Regions from separate parts of the Mus musculus genome. Here regions 1 and 3 are each linked to region 2. Evidence: chromatin contacts called from ENCODE Hi-C or POLR2A ChIA-PET data. All regions are on one chromosome and are shown on one strand. The core of a region is the stretch at or near the end of the contact, and the rest is flanking DNA. Distances in the headings are between cores, read along the strand shown. Region 1 holds the start of Apex2 (apurinic/apyrimidinic endonuclease 2). Region 2 holds the start of Gnl3l (guanine nucleotide binding protein-like 3 (nucleolar)-like). Region 3 holds the start of A230072E10Rik (RIKEN cDNA A230072E10 gene).

Region 1 (4,403 bases), core at 807-3,306, 430 kb after region 2:
CAACTCTCCCATCCCCTTTGAAGTAGCTAAACCAAATTCCTATGCAGAGAAAAATCTTCCAAGGAGCCTGAAGCAAGGATTTTGACCTGTAAAAGACCTGTCTACTTTTCCTTTATGCTCACCTACCTGCTCTCTTAGAGGCTTTTTCTTCCATCGCTAATTATCCAATGGCTCTCTTGCATTTACAGACCCCCAAAGCAGGTCCGGTGGGTGGCATCAAATAGGAAACCGGGAGACATCCGTTGGTTCCTGGGAAGGCTGAGGAAGCACCCTTGTTAAGGGGTGTGTGCAGTGTTGAAATATTAGCTGCTGTACTTGCCAAAGAAGTTCCTGAGCCACCCAGAGACTTTTCTCTTCAGTCCAACCATGTGTTGTTCACCGTGCCCCAAAGGTCAGTACTAATATTAACAAGCCACTGGAGAATGGAGAAATGAAAACCAGCTATTGAGGTGAGCAAGATCTGGATTTCTTTGGGACAAAGCTTTATATTTATCTGCCTTTAGTGCAGTATGGGCAAAATCCCTTGCTTGAAAGCAACTGGTGACATGAAGAAAAATGTTCATTTCCCTTGTCCTAATTAACCCACTCCTGGGATTTGATCTTTAGTCAGTAACTCCCAAAGCATGGAAAAGCTCAAGGCACAGAATTTGAATTACAGAGCTGTTTTTCTGATAGCAGTAACTAGTGACCTTTAAGTCCGATGGGGGTGGGGTGGGGGAGGGGCAGCCTACTGTGGCTCTGTATAGCCATGAAGACGATGGCTCAAAGGCTGTGAAATTCTGAGGGTGTGTGCATTCGAATGGGAATAACTTTGTAGCAATTTTCAGTGGAAAAAAAAAAAACCCTTAGGATGCAAAGTTATAGTTTTCCTGGAAATAGGGCGATTCCTGTTAATTCTGTTTCTGTGGTCACAAAAAAATAAGTCGAGAACTCATCCCTACTGCCCTGCTTATTCATCCATTTGCTAAATATTTATTCCGTTATCATATAAGGTGGGTCAGAGATGGCCACTGCATTCAGGCTGCTGGCAGTCTAGTGACAACGGAAATCAATGGGGGTTGTGCACTGTGGTAAATACTGTGCCATGGACCATAAAGTGCAGTGGTGCCCACAGGAAAAGACGTAAACACAGAGGTGTGTGGACAAAAAAAAAATCAATTGTTTACCTGATTAAGAAGGGTTTAAATCTTGGCTCTACCACTTCTGTGAGGCTGAGACGAATTTATTCAACTTCTACTTAGCTTCAGTGCCTCTTCCTGGATTATCCTAAGAATGAAAGGACACGGTATAGACAGGAAAACCATAACTGCATCGGGAAATGATACTATTCTGGAGCTTAAATGGTCTAGGCCTCGATTTTGCTCATCTGAGAAATGGAGCCAAATGCAAGTCTGTCTTATGCTTTGAGAGTCAAGACAAACATGGCTATACAGGGAGGATTTGAGGCAGTCTCCTTCCTCCAGACTCCATTAAAACGGAGGCTAGCTAGGTTCTTAATTGCTTAACGGAGAAAGTTCCCTTCGCCACTGCCCAAAAGGACTCCAGGGTCTGCAGAAGCCCCTCAGCCACCGCCAGGGGCCGCTCACTAAAGCCAGAGTCCTGTCTCGATCCGGGTAGGGCGTTGGCTCAGCTTGTTTCCCCAGAGGCCTGCCCCTTGACAAAGGGACAAAATCCCATTTGTCAGTAACCTGGCGCATCAGGGGGTACTTTTGTAGTAGAGAAGAGCAGTCAGATTCGGGCGTCCAGGCCAGCATGCGGCCAGAAGAGAAGGAGCCCAACCAGAGACGCGCCTCTCACCAGTTACTCTTCCCAGGTTTTGGTCTGGGTCTTGCTATGTAGCCCAGGCTGGCCTTGAATTCATTACTGACCCTGCCTCAGCTTCCTGAGTACTGGGGTGACAGGCTCGTTTGATCAAGCCCGGTTTTCCTACAGCCTCCACCTTAGTTCCGTCTCCCGCCTAAGAGAACTGAACTCGAAGTCCCGCCCTGCTTGCGTCCTGCCGTCGGAGGGGGCGGAGGGGAAGGTGAGAACGCCCGGTGGAAACGCGAGAGGAAGGCGGGGAGCCAGCTCACTTCCGGGCAGCAATGCATTTGCCCGCCTAAGCTTCCTTTGGGAAACTGTACCGTTTACCAAAATGCTGCGCGTGGTAAGCTGGAACATCAATGGGATCCGGAGTCCCCTGCAAGGCCTTGCATGCCAGGAACCCAGCAGCTGTCCCACGGCCTTGCGACGCGTTTTGGACGAGCTGGATGCTGATATTGTCTGTCTCCAGGAGACCAAAGTGACCAGTGAGCATTCGAGAATCCAAGATCTCTACGGTGTTTTCCTTTTGATGCTAACCTTTGTTCTGTCTCATTTCGCGTTTCGTTTTCCTATACTTAGAATCCTGCCCTTATACCCATCTGAAAGGCCTGATCCTTTTCTTTCTAAACAACCCCACCCCAGCTAGAACCCCTAATTCCGACTCCTGGCCTGCTTTCCCCGTTGAAACCCTCATACACAGATTCCCACTCATTCTATAGCCCGAACTCTGGGCCTTGAATTTTCTCCTTTCATTCTTCTAAGCCAAACACCTCAGTTTTCCATCCCTGCCCCCACCTCAGTCCTTAATCCCCACCTAATCTCTGCCTTTAGCTCAGACTCTTAATTTCTCCTTCCCATATCTCCAATTCCTCTTTTCTCTCCACCTCAAGGCCCTAGATTCATTCCTCTTTGATATCTTACCTCAAATTTAGACCTAATTTCTTCTCCCATAATTCCCAGCTCGAATTCCCTAATTCCCTCTCCTACCTCCCACCCTTCAGGTCCCCAATCTCCACTGCCAGCATCTGTGAGTACTTTAATCTAAATCACAAGACTTAGCTCTGATTTGCCCTCCTCTGCTTCCCTATCTAATTTGAATATAATTTTCTTTCCTGACTTTCCCATCTCTCTAGCTCCTGTCAACATAAACACTTCTCCTGACCCTCAATTACAGCTCTGATGTATGCTAACCTATAACTGTAATTCCAGTCTTTCATGGGTCCATGGTGCTAATTTACCTCTGACTTTATATTTACTTTTTTTTCTTTTTTTTTTTTTTAGGAGATGTACTGACAGAGCCCCTGGCTATTGTTGAGGGTTATAACTCCTATTTCAGCTTCAGCCGCAGCCGTAGTGGCTATTCTGGTAAATGAGGTCTTCTGGGGGTATTTATGTTAGCATTGGTGATGGAGAAAAGGAGTGTTTTGGTATTTAATAAGAAGGTAACATATTTTGACTTTTCATTTCCAAAGCAAATGCTGCTAATTTTAGGTCATATGAAACCTCATATTTATGCACCGAAGTTTCCTTTTGTCCCTCAGAAGTATAGTAATGTACTTCTTCTGAGTTAACTGTATAAGCACTGGACCTTAACTGCCAGGGTTCAAGTCCTGGCTCACATCCTCTCTGTGTTTTCTGACAAGTTACTTTACCTTTGTGTTTCAGGTTTTTCACTGAGAAAATAAGGATAATGGTTATTTTCTAGGCTCTCACAAGGGTTTAGACATAGTCTTGCATGAGGTAATAATGATAGCTAATTTTTCATCAGCATTTGCTATGTATGTGTAAAATACATTATTATTGTTCTTGTAAAATATAACATTATTCTGTGGCTTTTTTTTTTTGGTTTTGTTTTTTGTTTTCGAGACAGGAACTCACTTTGTAGACCAGGCTGGCCTCAAACTCAGAAATCCACCTGCTTCTGCCTCCCAAGTGCTGGGATTAAAGACGTGCGCCACCACTGCCCTATTCTGTGGCTTTTTAAGAGGAAACTGAGGCCTCAGATGCTTTAAGACGCTACAGAGCCATGTATGGCCCCTGAGTTAGGAGGATTGTCCTTACTTTTTTTTTTTTTTTTTTTGATTTTTCGAGACAGGGTTTCTCTGTATAGCCCTGGCTGTCCTGGAACTCACTTTGTAGACCAGTCTGGCCTCGAACTCAGAAATTCGCCTGCCTCTGCCTCCCAAGTGCTAGGATTAAAGGCGTGTGCCACCACGCCTGGCTGTCCTTACATTTTTGAAACAGTTAAATTTGACAAAGATAACCAAAGCTGTTCCTTATATGGATACACTTGGAGTGGGATAGGCTGTACAATGATATATTGGCTGCTGACCCCGTTCAGAATGCTCTTGTCCGTCCCCAGGTGTGGCTACCTTCTGTAAGGACAGTGCTACCCCAGTAGCTGCTGAAGAAGGCCTGAGTGGTGTGTTTGCCACCCTGAATGGAGATATTGGTTGCTATGGAAACATGGATGAGTTCACGCAAGAGGAACTCCGGGTTCTGGATAGTGAGGGCCGGGCCCTCCTTACACAGCACAAGATCCGGTAATAGTCCATATCCTCCTCTTACAGGCCATCACTGGTTCTAGTCCTTGTGTCTAG
Region 2 (4,298 bases), core at 150-2,649:
TTTGCTTCCAGCCAGTTTTGTACTGGGTTTCTATGAGAGTTCAAAGATGAACTGTCATTTCTCTGAGGAGTCCTCTCTCCTGTGGTGATGAAGCCACATTAAGAACTATAGTGTACAGGGACTGGAGAGATGGCTCAGCAGTTAGGAGAGCCTGTTGCTTTTGCCGGCGACCTGAGCTCAGCAGCAAGCTTTCACATGCAGATGGCTCACAACCATCAGCAACTCCAGATTCAGAGGATCCAAAGCATCCTTCTGCTCTCCACATGCATCAGGAAGGTATATGGTGCACATACATACACACACACATAACAGCAAACTCACAAACTAGAACAAATCTACAAAAAATTTAAGAAAAAAACCTACTACAGTGTAGTATTGTGATAAAGGATGCTGTGATTCTTACTCAACTGGGAGTCATAAAAACGCTGGTATTAGAAATTTCATAGAGCTACAATAGGTAAATAGAGCCTGTAAATACTATGGCTACTTTGGGGGTCCAGAAGAATCTGGGGTCTAGAGAGAAAGGTAGCAGCCAATCCTGTACTATAAGGGGAGGGAGAGCAAAAGGGCTTGTTTTCAGCAGGAATGAGTTGCAGATGAAGAACACACGTTCTGGGTGGTTGCCTTACCTAGCCCAACCCCCACCCTTAAGGTTTAGACTTGAGGAGAGGGAAAGGACTGGAAGTAAATGACCAGGAAGGAATTAAATTAATAGTTACGCTTTTTGGAGGGTTATCTCACTTCCCAGTCAAGTCAGAAGTTTCCTGAAATGGTTATTAAAGACACCCTTACCTACCCTCGCTTTAGAGATAGGTTTATTTTCTGCAGACACAGGAATCATACATGAGGGAGAAGAGGGTAAACCGGTGAGTGACAATTCCAAAGAGTTTCGGTTGCTGCTCCCGGCTGAGCCTTGCTATGCTTTAGAGTCCCGTGAGACTGGAAAGCTGCTGAAAACAGCGAACTCATTTCAGGTGGGATATACGCAGCCAAATAGACACGTGATTCCGGCGGCCATTTTCTCGCACCCGGTCTGTCGCCATCTTCCAGGAGGACAAACTATTGCCCCCTACCCTCATCTAATGCTGCCAGTGATTACTTTGGTAACAGACTAGAGAAGATACATCCTTAACCCTAGCCAGGAAGCCGCACAAAAGAGTTCGTCTTACAAATAGCTTTTGTGGCCACATGAGTATACACACACACACACACACACACACACACACACAAACAAGACACAGATACACACAACTGCCCCCCCTCCCATCGCCAGGCTCCCGCCCCCCTCTTCGCTATTTCTTTACCCGCCGGCAGCCAGGAGGCGGGGCCAGCGTGGGAGCGGGGGCGGGACTGTGCGGCGCAGCAATTATATCGAAACTCCGCCCTTGCGTCTTACGCAAATTAGGCGGAGCAAAGAGCTGGGCTGGGATCCGGAAGTCTGGGCGGAGCCTAGCTGCGCACTCCTGGACTGGCGACGTTGTGCTTCTAACAGCTCTCCGAGGTCCCTGCCGGAAGTGTAGGTAAGAGACTACTCTCTTTTTTTTCGTGGTGAGTGCTCACCAGGCCAGCAGTATAGTAAAGATTGTTTTTTTAAAGGTGAAACCAGAGATGCTCGCCATCCTGGACTAGAGAGGTGAAAAGCTGGCTCTCTTGTAAAGTAGAAGGGCCTGGAAGAGGGATACGGATAGCTCCACATGTGGCGATGCGCTGAACTGCATTCTGGCGGCCTCCTAGAGAGGCTCTAAAGATGCATCCTGGCTATGTAGAGAGGCACTGACCATGCGTATGAGACAAAATGTCGGTTGCCCTCCGCCTTTCAGGATATTTGGGCGTCATTTCGCATTACTGCCATTTCTCCCATGTAGACAGACGCCCCCATCCATGTGTGAGAAGGTCTATTACGTTTATACTTTCATTGCGTAATGGAGACAGGTGTGTCGACCCATCAAATGGTGGATGATATCATCCCTGCCCTATAAGAAAATAATTTCCAATACAAGGTTGAGCAGGCCGACTTCTGGCTTATTAAGGCATAGGTCTTTAACGGGGCTTGTCCATCTCCATACTGCGATAGGGGAGCTCAGAATTGTGTAATATCTAGAGGAAGAGAGCTCCTAACGTAGAGACCCACCCTTCTCATGTTTACCCTTGTAACCAGTCACCAGACACCATCAGCCCTCAAAATCATTGGAGACAGAGACTTATGGGCAACCACACAGATTTACCCCTCCCCCTTCATTATGGAAAATTAGACCCCCATAGCTACCCCATAAAGAATTGCTGTTTTTCTGACGGTAGTAAAGGCCCACCCAAACTGGCTTACAGTACCTGGGAACAGACTTTAGTCCACTGAGATAATGCTATGCCTCTCAAGTAGACCCTCAGGGTAGAGAAACTCAGGTTTATTTTCTTCCCTTTTGAGGTAGAGACAGAACCCCACCCTCCAAATGATTTATAATCACCAGATTGACCAAGAGAGGGGGCATCTGAGCAGTAGAGATGCAGACAACTCCCCCCTCCCATTTAGCCCAGAAAGCCAGTGATATCACTGATCATCCTACAATGCAGTGCATTCGAAATCTCTCCTCATCCATAGAATAGGAGCTCAGATTTTCTCTACTTTTAAAATTGTATTTATTTATGTATATGAATGCTCTATTTATTTACATGTGCACCTGTATGACAGAAGAGGACATCGGATTCCACGATAGATGGCTGTGAGCTACTATATAGTTGCTGGGAATTGAACTCAGGACCTCTGGAAGAACAGGCAGTGCTCTTAACTGCTCTTAACCACTGAGCCATCTCTCCAGCCTCTTAATTTTTGTTGTTGATTTTTTTTAAAATTTATTACGTATTTTCCTCAATTACATTTCCAATGCTATCCCAAAAGTCCCCCATACCCCCCCCACTTCTCTCCCCCCCCCACTCCCATTTTTTTGGCCCTGGCGTTCCCCTGTACTGGGGAATATAAAGTTTGTTTGTCCAATGTGCCTCTCTTTCCAGTGATGGCCGACCAGGCCATCTTTTGATACATATGTAGCTAGAGTCAAGAGCTCCGGGGTACTGGTTAGTTTATAATGTTGTTGAAGCTACAGGGTTGCAGATCTCTTTAGCTCCTTGGATACTTTCTCTAGCTCCTCCATTGGGGGCCCTGTGATCCATCCAGTAGCTGACTGTGAGCATCCACTTATGTGTTTGCTAGGCCCCGGTGTTGTTGATTTTTTTTTTTGAGACAGTTTTTTTTTTTTTTTTTGTGGGGTGTGTGTGTCCTGGAAATCTCTCTGTAGACTAGGCTGGCCTTGAACTCAGAGATCTGCCAGCCTTTGCCTCCTGAGTGCTGGGATTAAAAGTATGCATCACAACTGCCAGATATTTCTTCTCACCTAAGGTAAAATGAGAGATGCACACTTCCCAAGGGAGGAGCAAATTCATTGAGTTTATAATTGCATGGCCTTATGCCTTGTTTTTTACTCTCATAGAGAACCAGAAGCCGGGCGTGGTGGCCCACGCCTTTAATCCCAGCACTTGGGAGGCAGAGTCAGGCAGATTTCTGAGTTCAAGGCCAGCCTGGTCTACAGAGTGAGTTCCAGGATAGCCAGAGCTACACAGAGAAACCCTGTCTCGAAAAAAAACAAAAAAAAAAAAAAGAAAAAAAAAAGAAAAAAAAGAAAACCAGAGGCCCTATTCCCTTCAATACTAATGTGCTGTTGACTTCAATCCACATGAAATCTATACACATCATTCTAGTCTTCTAGTCCACCACCTATGGAAGGATTCAGAATAGCTTCCATCAGGCAAAAGTGTGTGGACCCTACTCATTCAAAGCTGCCCACTTTCCTTCATACTACCTCATCATGGAAATAAGCATAGCAGCTTTGCCCCTCCTTGACAGATGAGTAATGAGACCCAGGCTCTATCTTCCCCAACAATTACAAATTGCGTGGACTAGTGTCCTCCCGTGTAGCAGAGACGCACATAGAGACATAGCCACTGTGCCGGATTCTTTAGTCAGTGACCCAAGAACAGAGGAACAAATGACATGTCCTTCCTCTTGCCAGGGTGCAGACCCTATCCACATAGGCAGGTGAGATGCCCCTGCACCGCCTCCTGACATTAGCATTGACTTCAATCTGTGCAGCCGAAAGTAAGGATTCTGAGGACCTATTTCTCCAGGATTGACTCCCGGGATTTGTTTCCTTCCCCCTCTTGAAGGGTAGATGACATGCAGAAGCTCCCTTCAAAAAGCACACTATCACTCCTCTTCACTGATGAAACATATTATCTGTTCTTCCCAG
Region 3 (4,730 bases), core at 1,652-4,151, 320 kb before region 2:
GCCAGTCGGTCCTTCCCCAGGCCCCCAGGGAACATGACCACCAGCTCCAGGCCGTCTCCGCCCGGATAGGCACAAGCCTGGCACAGCGCTGACAAGTAGCCCAGCATGGCATTCCACTGGCCGCCACAAACCCAATCCGTCTGGTAGCCACCATAGAGCCGCGGCAGCGCCGAGCCCGCGTCTACCAATACCCGAGCCCCAGGCAGCGGAGGGGGCGGCGGCGGATGCAGCCCTGGCGGCGCTTGGCCATGGTGGTGGAAATGGTGAGCAGGGTGATGGTGCCGAGACGGCCCCGCGCCCCCGGAGTAAGCACCAAAGGCAGCGGGCGGGAGCGGCGGCGGCGGCAGAGGAGCAGAGCCCCTGGTGATGCGTGGAGCCCCTGGCGCTAGGGCTGCTGGCGGCAGCTGGCGGTGCAGGTGCTGCTGCTGCTGCTGGCGCGAGACGGTGCGCGCGAGTTTGAGGAGGTCCACAGGCACCACAGCCCCGGGACAGCGCTTCTCCAGGAACTCTTGGAAGCCCTGGACGCCCATGCTTCCTCCGTGGGTAGAAGGAACAGCGGCTGCGCAAGCGGGCCAGTCGGCGATCCCCGCGCGAAGCTGGAGGCGGGCGCGTGCGCACTCCGCGGGGGGTAGGGGCGAGGGGGGCGGAGAGAGGGTTTGAGAACGGGAGGGGCGAGGGAACGTGGGCGGGGAGGGGAGGAGACCACAGACTGGGTGCGGGTGGAGAGCAGAGGTGAGGCTGACCAGACTCAGAAGAGGCTGGGAAGATAAAAGCGATGACAAAGTCGTAGTCACTCCTCTTTTCCCGTTCCCCTCCGCTGCTCTTCTTCACTGCTTCAAAGGGGGTGAAGCCTCTGCCTTCCACCTCCGGGAGCCATGTTGCCTCGTCTTCTCTGTGATACTCGCTTTCTAGCTGGGGGAGGGGTACAGGGGCGGGGCGGATGAGCATCCTGGGAGTTGTAGTCTTTTCCCGGATGGCCTCAGGATGCAGTCTTAGAACCAGAGGATCACACCTGTCAGGCCTTGATGCTCATAGTGTCAGAAGAAGCGGGCCAAGAAAATGTGTGTATAGGATTTGTACCAGAACTCCTAGTATCCAACCGAGTTGCCTCAGGATATTATACCACCATGCCCAGGGAAAGAAATGGAGATGATGCATCATGGGAAAGGAAGTACTGTGGATTAGTAGAATTTGGCTAAAGTGAGCTAAAGTTCCCTGAAAGGGAGAAATTTCCCTTCCATTGAAAAGATGATATGCACAACTTTTAACGAAAGGAGAAGAACACATATGATACATAAAAACCGCTAACATCTACTGTCATACTTTGAAGAGTTATCCACCTTACAAATGGTAAAACATTTACTTAAGACAATGAATGCATAGACAAAATGAAATTGCCTATAATTTGCCTCAGGATCTCTGGTCAGGGAGATTAAACACCCACTCAAATTCAACTACAACTTGGACCTTATTGGTACTCACTAAGCTATGCCATATGGTTAGGGGATTTTTTTTGTTTTCCAACCTACTAAATGTGTCCATGTGGGAACAATTCAAAATAGCTGCAAAGGTTCTAATTTGATCACAGTCTTTTGAAAAGTACATTTCAGCATGCTTCTCCAATGAAATCCATGTAGAGTCTGTCTTCTGTCAAGTTTTAGGGCCCATTACTTCAGCCAGACTACAGCAGAAAACAAGATCTGCATGCAGAGTAGTTGTATCTATCTGGCTTGGAATTTACAGAACATAAAAGAGCAGAACCCCAGGAATGACATCAGAATGGTTTGATAGGATGAAACCAAAAACAGGTTGCAAATTCCAAACCGGGTTTGTCATAAGAGTAGTAGATCCAGAATAGCAGGGATGGGAGACAACATGAAAGGCAAGGGAGAGGGAGGTGGGGGGTGTATAGGGGACTTTCGGGATAGTATTTGAAATGTAAATGAAGAAAATAGCTAATAAAAATTGTTTTTGAAAAAAAAGGGAAAGGCAATAGCTTGAAGGCATGAAAGATGAAGAGAATAGATGTTTTTAGTAAACTGTGCTTACTAGAGAGTTTGTCCAGCATCCCTTTCCTAAAAATTAGCCTTCTCATTGTTAACTTGATAAGATTACTGCAAAAACTGTTGTCTTAGGCATGATGGTATGTGCCTGCAATCTTAGTACTCAGGAAGTTGACATGGGACAGTCACCTTAAGTTCTAGGCCAGCCTAGGCTACCCAGTGATTTCAAAGAACCAAGGAAGTAAATAAATCCTATCATGTTCACATTTGCTTGTAATGCCATATTTTAACTGAGTGTGTTGGCTTACATCTATAAACCCAGCATTCAGAAGGTCAAGGCAGGAGGATTGCCACAACTTTGAAATTATTATTTTCCAGGTCAGCCTGAGATAAGAACTAAACAAAACAAACAGTAAAGAAAAAAATTAAGTCCCAACAACAACAAAAATAATTGGATCATAAGCCACTTAATGAAACTGTTAGCCACAAGTGAGATACCTTTAGATGAAAACCCTTTATTATTCTACCTTCAAATCATCCTTTCTGGGTCGGTGAGATGGCTCTCTGGTTAAAATGCTTGCTTTGCAAGCATGAGGACCTGGATTCAATTCTCAAAGACCACACCAAAAAGCCAGGCTCAATGTAGTGCATTTGTAATCCCAGGGCTGGGGAAGTAGAGCCAAGTGGATTTCTGGGACCCAGTGGCCAAGCAACCTAGTCTAATTGGTGAGTTCCAGGCCAATAAGAGACAATGCCTTAAAAACTGAGGTGGAAGATTCCTGAAGAATGATATGCAAATTTTGTCCCCTGGCTTTCATGGGCATACATATGAGCACACCAAGACACACAAGTGTACCTGTGCACACTTACAAAATGTCCTTTCCATTATTTTCAGCTATGATACAAGCGAGATTTCACAGATGTACTCTTCTTCCCCGTTTTAATGGTAACAGCCTGTGAACTTCAGCTAAGTATATCTAAAATTTGTATCTTACCCTCTTAAATATGGTCTTATAAACAGCATACTTGGGACTGTGCAAGGCTTATCCAATCCCAGCTTCTTGGTACATCTATCTGTCATTTCTCCATTCTCCATTGCCCTGGTCAAGGCAATCCCAAAGCCATGCTGATTGAGACACTCAGGGATCCCTTAACTGCTTTAAGTAATAGATCTTTCTCCACTCTTTCATGTCTTGGCTGTGCTTGTTTTAACCTTTTGCATTCACCAAGATGTGAGCTCATTACATTTGGTTACAAAGAGAATAAACAGTCAGAAATGAGGTGTGGCAAATTACAAGCCCAAAATACACGGAACTGATACAGGTGGAATCTTCTAGCATCCATTGATGGGAAGGGAGTTGACACTTTTTGTAAGATATGGCAGTGAACCAGTTAATTACAGTTCCTGGAACTCAAAAGAAAAGCCCTGGAGCTGGGTGTGGAGTTCAGTGGTAGAATCCTTCCCCAGCTTCTATTCCTCAGGACCACAAACAAACAAAAACAAACTGAGCTTTGATTGCTGCAGGCACAAATCCCTTGGTCCTGCTGACTTGCAGCAAAAATGTCAGACCCACTTCAAGGATTTCACTGATTAAGAAACTGGCACCAGCAAATTATTCACACATGTATAAGGAGTAGTAACTCCTCATGGCATCAACTTTGCCAGAAGTGCTGATTTCCCATAACTGAATCCAACTAGATGTTAAGAAGCAAGTGAACATCCATCCCCAAGGCGGATCAGGACGGAGGTGGGGAAGGTTTCACAGTAGTAAGCTCAGCTCAGCTTACTATCTCCTACTGGATCTCTGATCGAGAGGATCTTGAACAGAATGACAGAGAGAATGAGCCAAATACTTAGAGAGTGCTAAGAAAAAGAAGCTGCAACAGTAGTAAATCACTTGCTTTGTATGTGCAGGACAAGGAGTCCGATCCCCAGCACCGGAAAAAAAGGAAGAGAAAGGAGACCAACAACAAGAATTTTACTACCTGTTATTAATACTTGCTACTGGGACATCTCCCAACATGAAACCAATAGGCCTTCAATTGAAGACTTAGAAAATTTTCATCAGTAGAAAATCATGTCTAGCGAATCATGATTGTAATGGACCACCCAGAGTAGCAACTCTGGAGCAGCACATCACAGTACCTGTTCTGAACAGGATCATTTCAAGCCTCACCCTGTATTTTCAACATTGGAAACACTGAGTGTACCACCAGAAATCCATGATTTTAGTAGTGTTGAAGATGAAGCCAGAAAAATGTTGAAGTACTATAAACAGTGTGCAAACTACTGATGGTAAGGGAAAGAGATGAGCTTTGTTCTTTCTTGCACAGACATGAGTGGGAGAATGGGGAAATATGAGAGGAAACAGGATGGGGGCAGAATAGCATCAAGGTAGTAAAAAAAAATTACAGAGGACTGATCAATATAAATGTGATTAGGCCAAATGTGCACACTGGCTGACAATTAGATTTCTATCCTATCAACACAGAGACAGAGAGACAGAGGCCCTATTGTTCCTGGCAATTAGGTTTCCAAGGAATGTCTCACAGGTCCTTCAGAAAGACATCCTGAACTGGAGGAAAGATACACATGTCTCCAAGGAACAGAAGGATTAACAAGTATAAGTTTCCTTTAGTTAATGTTCTACAGTGAATCAGTTATGGGGTACAAATGAACTGAATTATTTTGATAACCCCATTTCTCCTGAACGGCACACTGCATTC

What was found. A loop is a pair of places that touch in the nucleus more often than their neighbours do. ChIA-PET counts read pairs that join two places held with the same protein, here RNA polymerase II (POLR2A).
Region 1: a loop to region 2 is called in a map of T-helper 2 cell, with 6 times the contacts of the local background. The contact joins the promoter of Apex2 here to the promoter of Gnl3l in region 2. A Hi-C loop is called at or near these places in 1 of 37 maps with a recorded cell type or tissue (T-helper 2 cell). POLR2A ChIA-PET finds 5 or more read pairs at or near these places in 2 of 5 experiments (both embryonic stem cell).
Region 3: a loop to region 2 is called in a map of gastrocnemius, with 5 times the contacts of the local background. The contact joins the promoter of A230072E10Rik here to the promoter of Gnl3l in region 2. A Hi-C loop is called at or near these places in 1 of 37 maps with a recorded cell type or tissue (gastrocnemius). POLR2A ChIA-PET finds 5 or more read pairs at or near these places in 3 of 5 experiments (Patski and embryonic stem cell).

Annotation. Positions count from the first base shown.
Region 1 is chrX:150,585,808-150,590,210 of GRCm38, reverse strand. It overlaps Apex2 (apurinic/apyrimidinic endonuclease 2), which reads left to right and starts at 2,056. Exons shown (of 6, transcript NM_029943.2): 1 at 2,056-2,288; 2 at 3,085-3,168; 3 at 4,166-4,346. The coding sequence starts at 2,135. It also overlaps a transcript of Pfkfb1 not described here.
Region 2 is chrX:151,014,423-151,018,720 of GRCm38, reverse strand. Gnl3l (guanine nucleotide binding protein-like 3 (nucleolar)-like) reads left to right here and starts at 1,399. Exons shown (of 16, transcript NM_198110.2): 1 at 1,399-1,520.
Region 3 is chrX:151,340,050-151,344,779 of GRCm38, reverse strand. It overlaps A230072E10Rik (RIKEN cDNA A230072E10 gene), which reads left to right and starts at 2,901. Exons shown (of 3, transcript NR_015600.3): 1 at 2,901-4,299. Fam120c (family with sequence similarity 120, member C) reads right to left here and starts at 557. Exons shown (of 16, transcript NM_198105.2): 1 at 1-557. The coding sequence starts at 530.